Regions from separate parts of the Homo sapiens genome. Here all the other regions are linked to region 1. A link is a contact called in ENCODE Hi-C or POLR2A ChIA-PET data. All regions are on one chromosome and are shown on one strand. The core of a region is the stretch at or near the end of the contact, and the rest is flanking DNA. Distances in the headings are between cores, read along the strand shown. Region 1 holds the start of NAPG (NSF attachment protein gamma). Region 2 holds the start of RAB12 (RAB12, member RAS oncogene family). Region 3 holds the start of AFG3L2 (AFG3 like matrix AAA peptidase subunit 2). Region 4 has its middle 29 kb from the start of NDUFV2. Region 5 holds the start of NDUFV2-AS1 (NDUFV2 antisense RNA 1).

The links. Hi-C counts contacts between places; a loop is a spot of excess contacts on that map. ChIA-PET counts read pairs that join two places held with the same protein, here RNA polymerase II (POLR2A). Pooled maps may share reads with other maps.
Region 2: a map of CD4-positive, alpha-beta T cell shows a loop between it and region 1 (10-fold over the local background). The contact joins the promoter of RAB12 here to the promoter of NAPG in region 1. A Hi-C loop is called at or near these places in 6 of 168 maps with a recorded cell type or tissue (B cell, CD4-positive, alpha-beta T cell, CD8-positive, alpha-beta T cell and 1 more), 2 of 37 single-sample maps with no recorded cell type and 14 of 50 pooled maps.
Region 3: a map of CD8-positive, alpha-beta T cell shows a loop between it and region 1 (5-fold over the local background). The contact joins the promoter of AFG3L2 here to the promoter of NAPG in region 1. A Hi-C loop is called at or near these places in 2 of 168 maps with a recorded cell type or tissue (CD8-positive, alpha-beta T cell and naive thymus-derived CD4-positive, alpha-beta T cell) and 8 of 50 pooled maps.
Region 4: a map of PC-9 shows a loop between it and region 1 (25-fold over the local background). The contact joins the enhancer-like site here to the promoter of NAPG in region 1. A Hi-C loop is called at or near these places in 1 of 168 maps with a recorded cell type or tissue (PC-9) and 9 of 50 pooled maps. POLR2A ChIA-PET finds 5 or more read pairs at or near these places in 1 of 52 experiments (H1).
Region 5: a pooled map shows a loop between it and region 1 (11-fold over the local background). The contact joins the promoter of NDUFV2-AS1 here to the promoter of NAPG in region 1. A Hi-C loop is called at or near these places in 1 of 168 maps with a recorded cell type or tissue (ovary), 1 of 37 single-sample maps with no recorded cell type and 12 of 50 pooled maps. POLR2A ChIA-PET finds 5 or more read pairs at or near these places in 2 of 52 experiments (CD4-positive, alpha-beta T cell and PC-9).

Annotation. Positions count from the first base shown.
Region 1 is chr18:10,524,553-10,527,359 of GRCh38, reverse strand. NAPG (NSF attachment protein gamma) reads right to left here and starts at 1,333. Exons shown (of 12, transcript NM_003826.3): 1 at 1,202-1,333. The coding sequence starts at 1,257. RefSeq lists a silencer at 941-1,190.
Region 2 is chr18:8,608,050-8,610,856 of GRCh38, reverse strand. It overlaps RAB12 (RAB12, member RAS oncogene family), which reads right to left and starts at 1,420. Exons shown (of 6, transcript NM_001025300.3): 1 at 904-1,420. The coding sequence starts at 1,417. RefSeq lists an enhancer at 133-182 and silencers at 633-932, 1,363-1,592.
Region 3 is chr18:12,375,868-12,378,674 of GRCh38, reverse strand. AFG3L2 (AFG3 like matrix AAA peptidase subunit 2) reads left to right here and starts at 1,448. Exons shown (of 17, transcript NM_006796.3): 1 at 1,448-1,706. The coding sequence starts at 1,593. RefSeq lists enhancers at 150-679, 680-1,211 and a silencer at 984-1,883.
Region 4 is chr18:9,072,370-9,075,176 of GRCh38, reverse strand. No RefSeq gene overlaps it. Among named protein-coding and RNA genes, the nearest start is that of NDUFV2, 29 kb to the left of the region's middle. Within about 2 kb of position 1,381, at least 14 of the 41 ENCODE cell types and tissues checked have a DNase peak (open chromatin) inside an H3K27ac peak, as active enhancers do.
Region 5 is chr18:9,135,242-9,138,048 of GRCh38, reverse strand. It overlaps NDUFV2-AS1 (NDUFV2 antisense RNA 1), which reads left to right and starts at 1,329. Exons shown (of 3, transcript NR_110772.1): 1 at 1,329-1,685. ANKRD12 (ankyrin repeat domain 12) reads right to left here and starts at 1,268. Exons shown (of 13, transcript NM_015208.5): 1 at 1,084-1,268. RefSeq lists silencers at 501-550, 591-990, 1,201-1,550, 1,901-1,990, 1,993-2,166 and enhancers at 1,121-1,170, 1,661-1,710.

The DNA of each region.
Region 1 (2,807 bases), core at 84-2,583:
GTTGGGGGCAAGTCGTTATGAGGCTTCCCTGAGTCTCATTTCCTCTTACGAAAAATTAGAATCTCTATTTGGAAAGTTATTGTGAAGATCTCAGCTTATGAAATTATGTATGTGAAGCACCCACCACAGAGCACAATGCTGACTTTTTCTTTTCTTTTTTTTTTTTTTTTTTGAGACGGAGTCTCGCTCTGTGGCCCAGGCTGGAGTGCAGTGGCGCGATCTCGGCTCACTGCAAGCTCTGCCTTCCGGGTTCAGGCCATTCTCCTGCCTCAGGCTCCCGAGTAGCTGGGACTACAGGCGCCCGCCACCACGCCCGGCTAATTTTTTGTATTTTTAGTAGAGACGGTTTTCACCGTGTTAGCCAGGATGGTCTGGATCTTCTGACCTTGTGATCCGCCCGCCTCGGCCTCCCAAAGTGCTGGGATTGCAGACGTGAGCCACCGCGCCCGGCCCACAATGCTGACTTTCTATTAACTGTAACTGCCAGATAAAAATGCACTGGAGTAATGAAACGGGGGGAAGAGGCTGCCAAAAGGATGAATTAAGGATTATCAGTTCAGTCCCACAAACATTTGCAGGGTGCCTACTACGTACTGTACCAGAGGTGGCAGGACATACACATCAAAGGACGAACGAAGCACAGTCCCTGCCCACAGGGACAGTAAAATGCCAGATGACAAAGGTTCACCGAGGAGTTTTTGGGGTAAACCTATGGTCCCCTCCACACAGGGGGCTCTTCTAGGGCGGTGGTTCTCAACAGAGCGATGTTGTTCCCCAGATGACATTTTGGGTTGCCACAAATGGGGAAGAGATGCGACCGGCACCCAGCAGGTAGAGGCCAAGGATGCTGCTAACGAGCCTCCGATGCACAGACAGCCCCCACCACAATCTTCAGGAGCAGAGCGCCCAAGTAGAGAAGCCCTCGCCCCGCAGCACTGCGCCGAGTCCCCGCCCACACCGGCTCTGGGGAGCGGACTTCCGGCGGGGTGGACCCACGGCGCTTCCCGAGGCGCCGCAGAGCTGACCCCGACCCCGGGAGTGTGACCCAGAGGACACCGAGCCCCGGCAGCCCTGCGGGCACCAGCGCGCCGAGGCCCCTCAGCCCTGAGCCCTCCCTCCCGCCCCCCCCGGGTGCTAAGGCCGCGCCAGTGAGAGACGGACCCGGCGTCTACACACAGGCCCCCGGAAGGTTCTCACTCACTATTTCTCTGCTTTGGCGAGGTGTTCCAGCCCCTCGTTTATCTTCTGAGCCGCCATCTCCACAGTCAGGTCTCTGACGTGGAGAGAGGGTGACCCTGCCTCTTCCTCCGGCGCCAAGAATCCGCCCAAATAGGCGTGGGAACGCCGAGGAGGAAGCTGGTGCAGCGCGACAGTCGAGCGGCTACGGAGGGCCGGAGGGCCCAAGCCGCTGCGACGAAGCGGGGCTGGGAGCCTGCCGGTGCGCCCCGCAAAGAGACATTGCGCAGGCGCAGCGCGTCAAGGCTGGCCCCACCTAGGGCATCTAGCGCAGGCGCGGTGAGATACTGATGGGGCGTATTCTTTCATTCAATATTTGCAAAGCACCTAATATGTGTCAGGCACTATTTTAGATGCGGGAAGATCAGCAGACAAAAACTCCCGCCCTCTTGAAGTCTTGCTTTTTCATTAATGTGAAACTGCTGTGGATCCTGTTTGTAGGGTTAATTGGCTTTATAATTTATTACATCTGAAGTTTCTCTGTATGACAGATAGAATAGTATTCTTCTATCCATTCTGCCTTTTGGGTATTAATTGTATGTCAGTCAAGAAACGAAACAGACTTGTAAACCCTGATTACTGTCAAATAATCCGCGCCCAACCCAAATAATCGCTCTAATATTTCAAGCCGTGATAAGTGCTCTAAATGGGAAGTTGAGGGATCTAAAGTCGCGTACAGTGGTCTGGTAAAAATAGTAACCAGTAATACAGTTGGCTTCATTCATAATTCATGGTGATTTCAATATCCACATGGATGATTCCTGCAATGACTATACAGCCTCTCAGCTTCCAACCTCCTGTGATCTTTCCCACACTAGCGCAGCCACACATTCCTGGGATCACACCCTTGACCTTACTCATAACTGTGTACCCTCCGTAGTGTCAGTTTCAAACAGCTCACTTTACTTCCCCTTTCCATTCCAGCTCATACCTCCTAGTGCTAGTAATTACTTAACCTTCACCAGATTCCTCACCTTTCCCTATCCCTCTGCTCTTACACGTCCTTCTTTTCCCAGCATAAATTCATGTCCCATCATTTTAGTGCGTATACTCTCAACGGCCTTGGCTCCCTCTCCCTCCTTTCTCCAAGCCAGGAAAAACCCCAGCTCTCCACCTACTCTGGAACTGCTCTTGAGCAAGTGAATTTGACTGGAAAAAAACAAACGAGGATGCTAACATTACTCATTTTAATGATCATAAACATTAAGCCGACCTTTGGTGCTGCTGAGCAACTCTCCTATGTTTCCATGGTCAAATCACTCACCCACTCACTTGGAGGGCTGTTCACACCTTCCTTCTCAAAACTCCTACACAATCTCTGCTTGCCTGCCAACTCTCACTTATTGTTGAATATGAAATAACTATTCGAAGAGTTCTTCCCTTTGGCCTCACCACACAATCGATCGATCTTCCTGCATCTATTTGCCAATCAATATTTTGCATTTTTTCTAGTGCCAACAGGTGAACTGGCCTTGGATTTTTTTCTCTATCCTCACTTTCTTATTTAGTACCCACACACAAGACCCCTCTTCATTTGGTTGTCTAGCCTGGGCTTCCTTTATAGGAAGGCA
Region 2 (2,807 bases), core at 171-2,670, 1.9 Mb after region 1:
TTTCTTGGACCGCCCCTGGGGAAATCTCTCACTTCCTATCACGGAAGTGACTGCCCTTTATTTTAAAGAACGGGGTTCTCCTAGTTTGGACATCTTTTAAGGGGTTTTCCATAGAAACAACTGCTACCCACATCCAACTGAGAAATCTCAATGTCAAGTCCTCTAAGCATGACTTAATTAAAAAAATTTCCCCTGCAGTTTCCATTTCAGATCCACGGCTGTTTTCCTCCTTGACCCTGGAGCGTTCCTGTACTTACTTCACTCCTGTCCCTCACCGAAAACAGCGGTACTGGAGGAATCAACCCCATGCCCGCCAGTCACCGGGTTGTTTGAGGTCATGGATAAATACAGCTGAAGCTCCTCTGCCCCGTACGTACGGCTAGCACGAGAAACTTACTGTAGTTTTAGTTTTAACATTCTCCATAGGTGACTTTAAACTTCATTTCTTGAAAATGGGTTCAAAATAAGAAAACTGCCCTGGTTGCGCAGGGATCACACCCGCAGCAGACGGCGCGCGCTGGCCTTGGCGGGCCGGGCGAGAGCGGCCTTAGGCGTTCACTCCCCTGCCTGCCTGCGCTCCACTCGAACCCAGCTTTTTCTTGGGCGAGTATGCTAAGGGCCGAAGTTTCCGTGGAGAGCCGCCCCCACAGGCCCCGGGGGCTGCCAGGACCTCTGAGGCAGGGCCGGGGGCCAAGGGCAGGTCTGCCCGGAGGCGGCACGAAAACCTCTGCCAGGCTTTGGGATTGGGATGCAGGGCGCTCCAAGGAGACCCCCGCCCCTAGTTTCACCGAGAGGCCCATCCCCGAAAGACTCCCAGGCTCGATGAGACTCGAAGCCCACGGGGCGAAGGGCACCTGCCCGGGCGCCAGGAGGCCCGGCCCAGGGTCGCCGTGGCGCCCTTACCCACGGTGGACTTGCAGGCCTCGCAGAAGGTGTCGTCGGTGAAGCGCTCCATCAGGCTGGTCTTGCCCACGCCGCGGGAGCCGATAATGATGACCTGCAACTTGAAGTCGGCCGGCCTGGGGGGCTGCTTCCTCCGGCGGCCCTGGCCGCCCGACAGCGCCGGGGAGCCCGCGCCCAGACCGCCGCCGCCCCCGGCCCGCCTCTGCAGCGCGGCGCCCGGATCCATACACGCATGCGGCTCCCGCTCGGCCCGCCGCCCGCCGCCGCCCGCCCCCCGGCTGCGCGCCCCGGGCCCCGGCGCCCCCTCGGCCTCCGCCGCGCGCGGGGGGTCGGCCCCGGGCTCGGCTTCCGCCCGCTGGAGCGGCCCCGGCGGCCCGTGGGCTCCGCGCTGCAACTGCGCCGCCGGCCGGCTCTCTGCGCCCGGGTCCCCTCCTCCTCCTCCTCCGCCGCTGCCGCCGCCGCCGCCGGGAGAGGAGGAAGGGAAGCAGCTACTCCGCAGTAGCGGCAGCAGCATCCCGGACGAGGAGGGGCAGGAAGCGCAGGCGCGGGCGGGGCGGCTGGCCGCGAGGGGCCGGAGGCGGGCGGGTGGGCGCCCCCTGCCGGCGGGAGGACCGCGCGCCCGGGCCTCGGTTGGGTACTGCGCGCGGAGCTTTCCCGCAACCCGCGCCGCTCTTTCCCTGCCTCTGCTCGCCTGCCCGCCCCCGCTTCCCTCCCTCTTCCGCCGGCTCTTTCATCTTTTCTTCCTCTTATCTCTTCCCTTTTCCCCCTTTTCACTCCTCCCTACTCGGCTTTCACTCTGACCCGCATTTATAGTTAACACAAGAAACTTAGTGTGGTTTTAGTCTTAAAATTCTCCGTAGGCAATTTTGAACTTCAGCATTCCGGTGCATCATGAAAATGGGTTCAAAATAAGAAAAAGAACCCTGGTTGACAGTGAAAACACTCCCATGCGCACAGTCCCCAAACACCATGCACATGTTTTCGCCCCCGCGCGCTCGGTGTAGCTGGAACGCTGGAAAGGCCCCGACCTGAGGCCGCGCCGCCGGGCCGCCTGCGCTGCGTTCGCGTCTACACCAGCGCTCTCTCACAAACACCAGCGGGTGCAAGCCCCCGCACCCTCTACCGGGCCGTGGCACTGCTCGGTCTCTCTCCGTCACGTCTGTCTCCCATTTTGCACGGAAACGCGCGAAATCAGTTATTTTTAACTCTGATCGCTGTCTCACTCAGAGTTCAGAAGTTTTTATGCTGTTTAATTTTTAAATTAAGTAAATGGCATACTCCTTTGGGGGAATAAGCGAGTTAAAACTCAAACAGTGCGAGAAGATTGAAACTTTAGGAATTATGGACTCGGGTCGTATGTTTTGCCATTTCTGTTTGGAAGGATTTAAGGATACAGAAAATCACTGCTGATTCCTTGCCAGAGATTTGTTTAGCAAATTCCTCAGCTTGAACTTGAGCATCTCAGAACACAGGGTTCTGAATATGATAGGGGCTGGCAACATTTGCCGAATGATCACGTTACCCACAAAATTTCAGCTGTGCTGTATTTAGAACTAGGTTTAGTAATGCACAGTACACGCATATGTTACACAGCAAACCTGATTTGTAAAAATCTAGCGTTGCCCACAGTGTAGATTGGAAGTTTACATCTATGAGAGCATTCTTAACTGTGCAGTCACTGTAGGGATCTTTATAATATGAATTCTGAGAATATGTAAAATATGATCCCTCTATATTATTTGAAACACAGATCCATCACTTACCATCACGGAATTTACTTTCTTTCTTTCCTTCTTTCTTTCTTTTTCTTTCATTTTGTTTTGTTTTGATTTTGAGACAGCCTTGCTCTGTTGCGCAGGCTGGAGTGCAGTGGTGCGATCACAGCTCACGGCAGCCTGGAACTC
Region 3 (2,807 bases), core at 199-2,698, 1.9 Mb before region 1:
GCTTCTGTTAATGGGAACAAAGATGTTTAGGGTTGTTATGTCCTACTGATGAACTGACCCCTTTATAATAATAATAATAATAATAATAATAATAATAATAATTCTCTTGGCCAGATGTGGGTGGCTCACATCTGTAATCCCAGCACTTTGGGAGGCTGAGTCAGGAGGATTGCTTAAAGCCAGGAGTTTGAGACTAGCCTGGGCAACAAAGTGAGACTTCAACTCTACACAAAATAAAAAAAGTCGAGTGTGGTCGAGCGTGTGTGGTCCCAGCTACTTGGGAGGCTGAGGCAGGAGGATCCCTTGAGCCCAGGAGTTAGAGGCTGCAGTGAGCTACGATTGCACCATGGCATTCCAGCCTAAGTGACAGACTGAGACCCTGTCTCTGGAAAAGAAACCCGATCCTCTTCATCCTTAGTGATATTCTTTTCCCTGCAATTAATTTTCTTTGGAATTTCCTTGCCCTAAAATCTATTTGTCTACTCAGTTTTCTTTTGTGTGAGCATGGTATGATGGTGTATCTGGTATATCTTTTTGTTATTGTTTTACTGCCACTGGGGTAATCACAGGACTCACCTGGTTTTGTCTCCTGTCTCTCAAGGATTACTGTCCTTTGCCTGAGGTCCAGCGTCGCCAGCCTGGGCGACAGAGCGAGAGCCCGTCTCAGAAAAACCCCCAAGTCCCCCACCTCAGTTCAAAGACCTCTCCTTTTTCCTCCGCTGTCACGGTACAGGAAACAATGTGTAGTTTCCACTACCTGGAAGACTCGACTTGCTCTCCGAGAACCAGTTCCCCGACAGGGTTCCTAGAGCGCAGGCTGCACGGCACAGCCCCAACATTCCCTGCTGCTTGTGAATCTTCGCATCGCCCTCCCAGGGGTCAGGAATGTGTGCTTCGGTGTCTCCAGAGCCTAGCACCACCCCATGACTCAGCTGGCGCTCGGAGGGTCCTTCCATCTGCCGCCGCTGGGGCCTTCGCTACTTCCCCCTCGCTCCTACTGGCTGGCCCACCCGGCTGCCCAGGCTCGGAAGCCCAGGATCCCAGTCACGCGTCTCCCCTTAGTCCCCGCCTCCAGCCACGCCCCCCACACCCCTCCGTCGGCCCCGCCTCCAGCTCCTGCTCGCTCTCCTAGTCCTTCCTCGGCCCCACCTCCAGCCACGCCCCCCACGTGCGCCATCAGCCCCGCCCCCAGCTCTCGCTCGCCCTCCCGAGTCCTCCCTCGGCCCGGTCCCCGCCTCTAGCTCCCCCTTGCCCTCCAGGGTCCTTCTCGGCCCCGCCTCCTGCCGCGCCCCCAACGCTGCTCCGTCGGCCCCCGCCTCCGGTCCCGCCCCCATGCTCCTCCCATTTGGTCCTGTCTTCTGCACTGGCGGAGGTCGCGGCGGGCCTCGGAGAGGAGACGCCGACGTCAGCGCGCCGGGGCGGGGCTGGCGGCAGGAGACGCCGCGTTGAGAGCTTGGGCTCCTCCGTGAGCCGCCGGCGCGCTTCGCTGCCTGGCGGCCTTTCCCCGAGCCGAGCCCGCTTCCCGAGGCCGCCAGTCGTCGCCTGCCCGCGCCTGCGCAGCGTCCCGGGCCGAGAGGGCCACGGCGGCGGCCATGGCGCACCGCTGTTTGCGGCTGTGGGGCCGGGGCGGCTGCTGGCCCCGCGGCCTACAGCAGCTCCTCGTGCCTGGCGGCGTGGGCCCGGGCGAGCAGCCCTGCCTCCGGACGGTGAGTCCTACCTGGGCGCCCGGCGCCCTCCACCCTGCCTCGGGCCCACTTCCGGCTCGGGAGAGCGGACGTCAAGGTCACTGGCCCCCGCCCTCCGGCCGCACGCGGGCCGTCCCTGCCGAGGGCCTGGGCGCCCTGCGCTGTCTCTCAGCCGGCCCCGGGAGCGCCGATTCGCGCTCAGCCCTGCCTGTGGGATTCAAGTTTTGAAAACGCGCAGCTTCAGTAGAGCCGGGTTTTCGCGCTTCACCGGGGCGGTTGAAGCCTCGAAGGTCATGTTGGCTTGGTGGCCGTCCTTGTCCCCGCTTTCGTGTCCCCGGAGCACGGAACGAAGGCGTCTGTAATTTTGAGTCAGCAGCACGAGCACGATGTAGTCGCAAGGACGGGTTTTGGAGTCGGGCTGCCTAACCTCTCCGAGTCTCCGTGTTCCCGTCTGTTGAATGGGGCCATTGCGGGCATTCCAGGACTGGCAGTATTAGCTATTATTATTAAGAATGTCACCTTTTCATAGCAGGGACTCTGTGTTCGTTGCATATCAGGGCCTGCTCTCAGCAGGAGGCTCTTTCTCTGTTGGTAGCCATCCCTCTAGATACACACACGGGACCTGATACGTGTTTCTGACATAATGATAGAGTGTTGACAGAACCATGGCCGTGATCAGTCTCAATGAAAGGTTCACGTGTCGAATAGTCGCTCTCACTGTTTAAGTGACACGGTTCCTCAGCCTTGCACTGGTGTACGGGTGGTGGTTGAGGTCCCCGGGTCGGCCACGGGAACCTGGCTTGGCCTCCTGCTATCCCAGCGCCCTTGTAGTCAGCTCAACGTCTTCACTGTAAGGGGAGATAGGCTAGTGCCGGGGCTCACGCCTGCGATCCCAGCACTTAGGGAGGCCGAGGCGGGAGAATCGCTTGACTCCAGGAGTTGGAAACCAGCTTGGGTAGGGTAGCAGACCCTCCGATCTACGATTTTTATTTTTATTTTTATTTTTTAAGAGACGGGGTTTTGCTTCTTCGCCCAGGCCGGAGTGCAGCGGCGCAAACACAGCTCACTGCAGCCCCAAACTCAAGCGATCCTCCCGCCTCAGCCTCCGGAGTATCTGGGACT
Region 4 (2,807 bases), core at 132-2,631, 1.5 Mb after region 1:
CTAATTGTATTCACAGTAAGAATAATGAGCAACTTGATCTTTCTACTTTGAGAAGAATGCTTAATTATAGATAAGAATAGGTAGAAGTGACCTAAATTCAAAAATATTTCCAAAATCAGCAATTCATGGTCAAGATGAACTTAGCACTTAAATTATGTGACTCATTAGTAATAACTTTCTAGGTTGTGCCATACTAAAATTCATGTTTTTCTCTCATAGTTATGTATTATTCTATAACAAAACACTTTTATTTTTCTGTTTGTAAAAGTAATATGTATTCATAAAGATTCAGATGATATAAAAATGTCATAAATTAGCAAGAGAAAATCATTTATAAATGTCTTCTCTTTAGCTACTTCAAAAAATATTATAAAATAAGTAAAACTTCTAAGTTAATATAAAGAAATTTTATGAACAAGCGTTACCTGTGGGGATTTTAATCTCTCATACATGTGGTTATTTCAAAAGAATATGATCACATTGCATAAAATGTACATTTTTGTTTATGATACATTTCTAACTTATCAACTATTAGTTCTTGCAGGGAAAATGTCTTGCCAATATGTACTTGAGAAGACCATCCTTTTCAGTTGAACAACAAGAACCAAAATGTTAATCAAATATGTCCAGTGACTTTACAATTTGCAGAGCAACTGAGAAATATAGAAATTGGGCTGGGCATGGTGGCTCACGCCTGTAATCCCAGCACTTTGGGAGGCCGAAGCGGGCAGATCACGAGGTCAAGAGATTGAGACCATCCTGGCCAACATGGTGAAATCCCATCTCTACTAAAAATACAAAAATTAGCTGGGTGTGGTGGCACGTGCCTGTAGTCCCAGCTACTTGGGAGGCTGAGGAAGGAGGATCACTTGAACCCGGGAGGCAGAGGTTGCAGTGAGCCAAGATCGTGCCACTGCACTCCAGCTTGGGCGACAGAGTGAGACTCTGTCTCAAAATAAAAATAAAAATAAAAATAAAAGAAATATGAAAATCGTTAGTAATGGGAATGATGTGAGGAACTCAGTATTTTTAAGCTGTTAGATGGTAGGGGGCGAGAGATAAAACCTTCACGGCATATGCTTACCTTGTAGATCATTAATAAATACAGGCAACACTATGGCTCTGACTTTACACAGCAACAGTTCATCTACATTGCCACAAGGAAGTAGCCAGGGATATTACTAATTTTAAATACCAGCCCGTCAGCAAGAATGAAGCTGAAATTCAGGGCTGTTCCAAGAAAGGGCAGAAACATGCCAGGAGCGCTGAGTAAACTTTCAGTCTGAATCCATGTGAATTACTGGGGAGTCCTGGATTTCGAAATTCTTTTGCGGTTCACACCACCCACGTGTCAGTAAACAGGCTAAGGCTAAGGCTACTCCTGTTCTATATTGCCACCTAGTGGATAATGATACCCGCGTTCCTTCGTGCATTTGCTTCAGAGAGACTTGCCCTAGTTAGCAAACCAGCTGATGAATATTATTTGAGACACAAATGAACTAACCTTTGAGTTTGTTTCCTTTGGACTTTGAGATGTCTGTTTACTGAAGCGAATGTGGCATTTCATCATCTTCGATCAGCCTGTAGGAAAAAATAAGCAGCATTTATAAATGGCATCTCTTCAAGAATTAAAAATGCATAAAGGTGGTAATATTTCCACTGAGTAGCCGTCAGTAATTAAGTTTTTAAATTTCTCTTTTTCTCCTTCTCTGTCTTTCCTATTTACTTTTGAACCTTTAATTACTATACTGTGTCATTTCAGGCAAAACAATGCTAGACCCAGGCTTCAGGTTCCATTGTTGTAGAAACAACGTATTAGTGGATCCTGATATCAATATGAGCAGCATCAAAAAAAGGAAAGATCTATTTTATTTGTTTATTTATTTATTTGAGACGCAGTCTTGCTCTGTCACTCAGGCTGGAGTGCAGTGGCTCGATCTCGGCTCACTGCAAACTCCGCTTCCTGAGTTCAAGTGATTATCCTGTCTCAGCCTCCTGAGTAGCTGAGACTACAGGCACGCACCACCACACCTGGCTAATTTTTGTATTTGCAGTAGAGACGGGGTTTCAGCATGTTGGCCAGGCTGGTCTCGATCTCCTGACCTCGTGATCCGCCCACCTTGGCCTCCCAAAGTGTTGGGATTACAGGCGTGGGCCACTGAGCCCAGCCTAATTTTTGTATTTTCAGTAGAGACAGGGTTTTGCCATGTTGGCCAGGCTGGTCTCAAACTCTTGACCTCAGGTGATCCGCCCGCCTCGGCCTCCCGAAGTGCTGGGATTACAGGTGTGAGTCACCACACCCGGCCAGATCTATTTGAAATGATTTGAAGAGGCCAGGCGTGATGGCTCACACCTGTAATCCCATCACTTTGGGAGGCCGAGGCGGGTGGACCACCTGAGGTCAGGGGTTCGAGACCAGCCTGGCCAACATGTCGAAACCCTGTCTCTAGTAAAAATAGAAAAATTAGCTGGGCGTGGTGGTGTATGCCTGGAATCCCAGCTCCTTGGGAGGCTGAGGCAGGAGAATCGCTTGAACTTGGGAGATGGAGGGTGCAGTGAGCCCAGATCACACCATGGCACTCCAGCCTGGGTGACTGAGTGAGACCGTGTCTCAACAAATAAATTAATTAATTAATTAAATAAAAAATGATTTGAAGAACCTCTTTACTGTTTTCCACTGTATGGTCCCACTTACCGGAGATATCTAAAATAGTCAAACTCATGGAAGCCAGGAGTACAATGGTGATTGCTACTGGGGAAGGCTGGGGAAGGGGGAATGGGGAGTTGTTCAAGGGGATACAATTTCA
Region 5 (2,807 bases), core at 80-2,579, 1.4 Mb after region 1:
ACACACTTCACCTTAGTTCGCAGTTTAACCACGGGTGTCCAGTGGAAATTACAATCCCGGTGACTACACTGCTTTAAATGTTTCCTAAGGTTTCAACGAGTGCAACAGTAACTTCCTATCCCAGACAGCGTCTTACTGTTATTACTAAAACAGCTGTCAGCTAAGCTTCGCATACCTCTTTGTACAACCGTTTATTCAACGCTTTGGGATCTGTAAGGATGCGTCACTCCACATCACTCCTCAAAACGAGATCTAAGAACCTGACGTGCTCCAGGGGTCTTGAAGCATCACAAGTGGGTACTTGAAAAACGATGACGGGAACTGCCTGTCCAATGCGGCAAGGTTATTTTACACTGGCATTTAAGACAGAACTGTAGAGTGGCTGCTCTTTCCCCGGACACTACTAAAGCAGCAATTTCCCCTTCTTGATTTCATCCACCTCTCCCAGGACCCGGGTACCTCCGACGCTCCCGGCCCGAGCGGCCGCGGCAGACTCCCCGGCGTCGGCGCACGCTCGGCGGCTGGCGGCGGGAACGCGCGGCGGGCCGGGCGCGCCCCCGCCCCCGCGGGTCCGACCGCCGCACGCCAGCGGCGCCCTCTCGGCCGCGCACACTCACACTCGCACGCACACGCTCCTCCGGCCCCGCCATGTTCCGGGAGGCGGCGGCAGCCCAGCCCCGCCAGCCGCGGTGAGGGGCGCCCGCGACGAGGCCAGCTCGCGGCCCTCCGCCCGGCCCCCGCCCCGCCCCGCGCAGCGCCCCCGCCCAGTTGGCGGCTCCCACCTGCGCCGCGGCTCCTCGCGACGCCGGGAGGGGCGGCGGCGGGCGGGGCCCCGGCGGACCCGCGCCGGGGGGCACTAACGGCCTGTCACTGTCAGGCGAGCTACGGCTCGGGCCAGGCTGGGCGGGCGGCGCGTCGGGACCGGGGGGGGCGGGCAGGGCGCGTCCCCTACCTTGCTCTGGGGAGGGGGAACGGGAGCAGCGCAGAACTGAGGGGATCTCCTCCCTGGCGCCGGGGACAAGCTCGAAACCGCGCCCCTCCTTCCTCCTTTCCTGTCGCCACGCCCCCCTCACCCGTACGGACCCGAGGCAAGGCCGGCGCAGGAGGCTTCACCCCCGGAACGAGTGCTTCGGCGTAGCCGTCGCTGTCGTTGTCTTCGTCGCCGCTGCAGCCGCCTGTAAAGCCGCCGGAGCCGGGCTTGAAAACATCTCCGGTCTCGGTCCGTCTCTCACCACAGCCTCCTCGCTCCCAGGACAGCGTCGCCCCGCGATTGGCTGCGACGCGAGCACGTGACACCCGCGGACACGTGACTACCGCGGGCACGGGACGGGCGGCGTGACCGCCCCGCCCCCCGGCGCCCGCCCCTCCTGCTGCTCAGCCAGGCTCCGCGAGCCGCAGGGCGGGGAAGCGGGACGTACCAAGCGGCAGGCGGCGGAGGGGTGCGGGCCGGAACTCCGCCCTTCGTGCTGGTCGGTCTCCACGCCCCACTCGGACTAGTGTCACCGCCTCCCCGCCGCAGACACTATCCGACAAAGGAGGGGGAATCAAAGGCTGGGCGAAGAGGCAGGGCAGGCGCCGGTGACGCTGCTGGGCAAGCGGGCTCTGCAGTAGCATTTGTGGCGACCGTGGCAGTGGCTGTGACTGGAAGCTTCTGGAAATGGCGGCGATGAGGACCCCCACATAGGGTATTCACCTGTTATTTTTACACGGGGTGGGTGGACGAGCGTGATCCAACTCAGGCAAAATGACGCTGCGACCGCAGCCCGAGGACTAGGCGAAGTTCCCCCGCTAAGCCGGCGGCGGCCGTCTGGCCCCGCACCAGGCCGGAGAAGCTGCACCTACGCCCAGAGCCCGCGGCCCCCCGCCTCAGGTGGGGCCCTGGGCCCCGCCCCGAAAGCGCGGTAGCGTGCACCTGCCCTGGCACCAGGGGGTCTAGAGCGCGTCCCCTCCCAGCCACGCCTTCCAGTGGCCTTTTTAAAGAGGAATTCAGTGCACCCTCCCACACGTAGTGTTGGGGATTTGAGAGGGAGCTGCTCAGGTACTAGGAAGGGTGCCGGAGGAAAATTGACCGTCGCAGCGTGGCAGCAGCGTGTACTCACTCCCTTCTGGGCGCGTTATTTACGTAGAGGTTAATCTGCAACAACAGCGTCTGTTTATGACTTAGTGCATGCAGTTACAAGTTTATGTTACACTGTCCTTTAACGTCTTGATGAACTGAGGGTTCAGGTGTGATCACAGCAGATGAAGTGACATTCAGACCTGACAGGGACGGCGAGGTCCCATCAAATTACTATGTAAAGCATAAACCTGCATTAAAGATCAGGAGTTTTTCCTTTCCTGGGTTCCTGATTTCTCCCACCTACAAATCTTTAGGGTCAACAAGACTAGAAAAAGAGCACCTTATGGCTAGAGGTGGAATAGTGTTACATTTAACTTGGTTATTTATGATGTGAAATACAAAGAAAAAAACAGTCGCCTATGAGAAAGTCAGGAGAGCTCCAGGGTAGGACATTTTCATTGTTACTTTTTTGTGCCACTTGGAAAATTAACTGTTGTTTACCTTCTCTCAATTAAAAAAAAAATCTTAAAGACATACTTAAAAATAATCGTTATAGCCGAGCGCAGTGGCTCACGCCTGTAATCCCAGCAATTTGGGAGGCTCAGGCGGGCAGATGGCTTGAGCCCAGGAGTTTGAGACCAGCCAGGCAACATAGTAAGACCCTGTCTCTAAAAAAATATATGAAAATTAACCAGGCTGGTGGCGCCTGCCTGTGCTCCCAGCTGCTCAGGAGGCTGAGGCCAGGGTA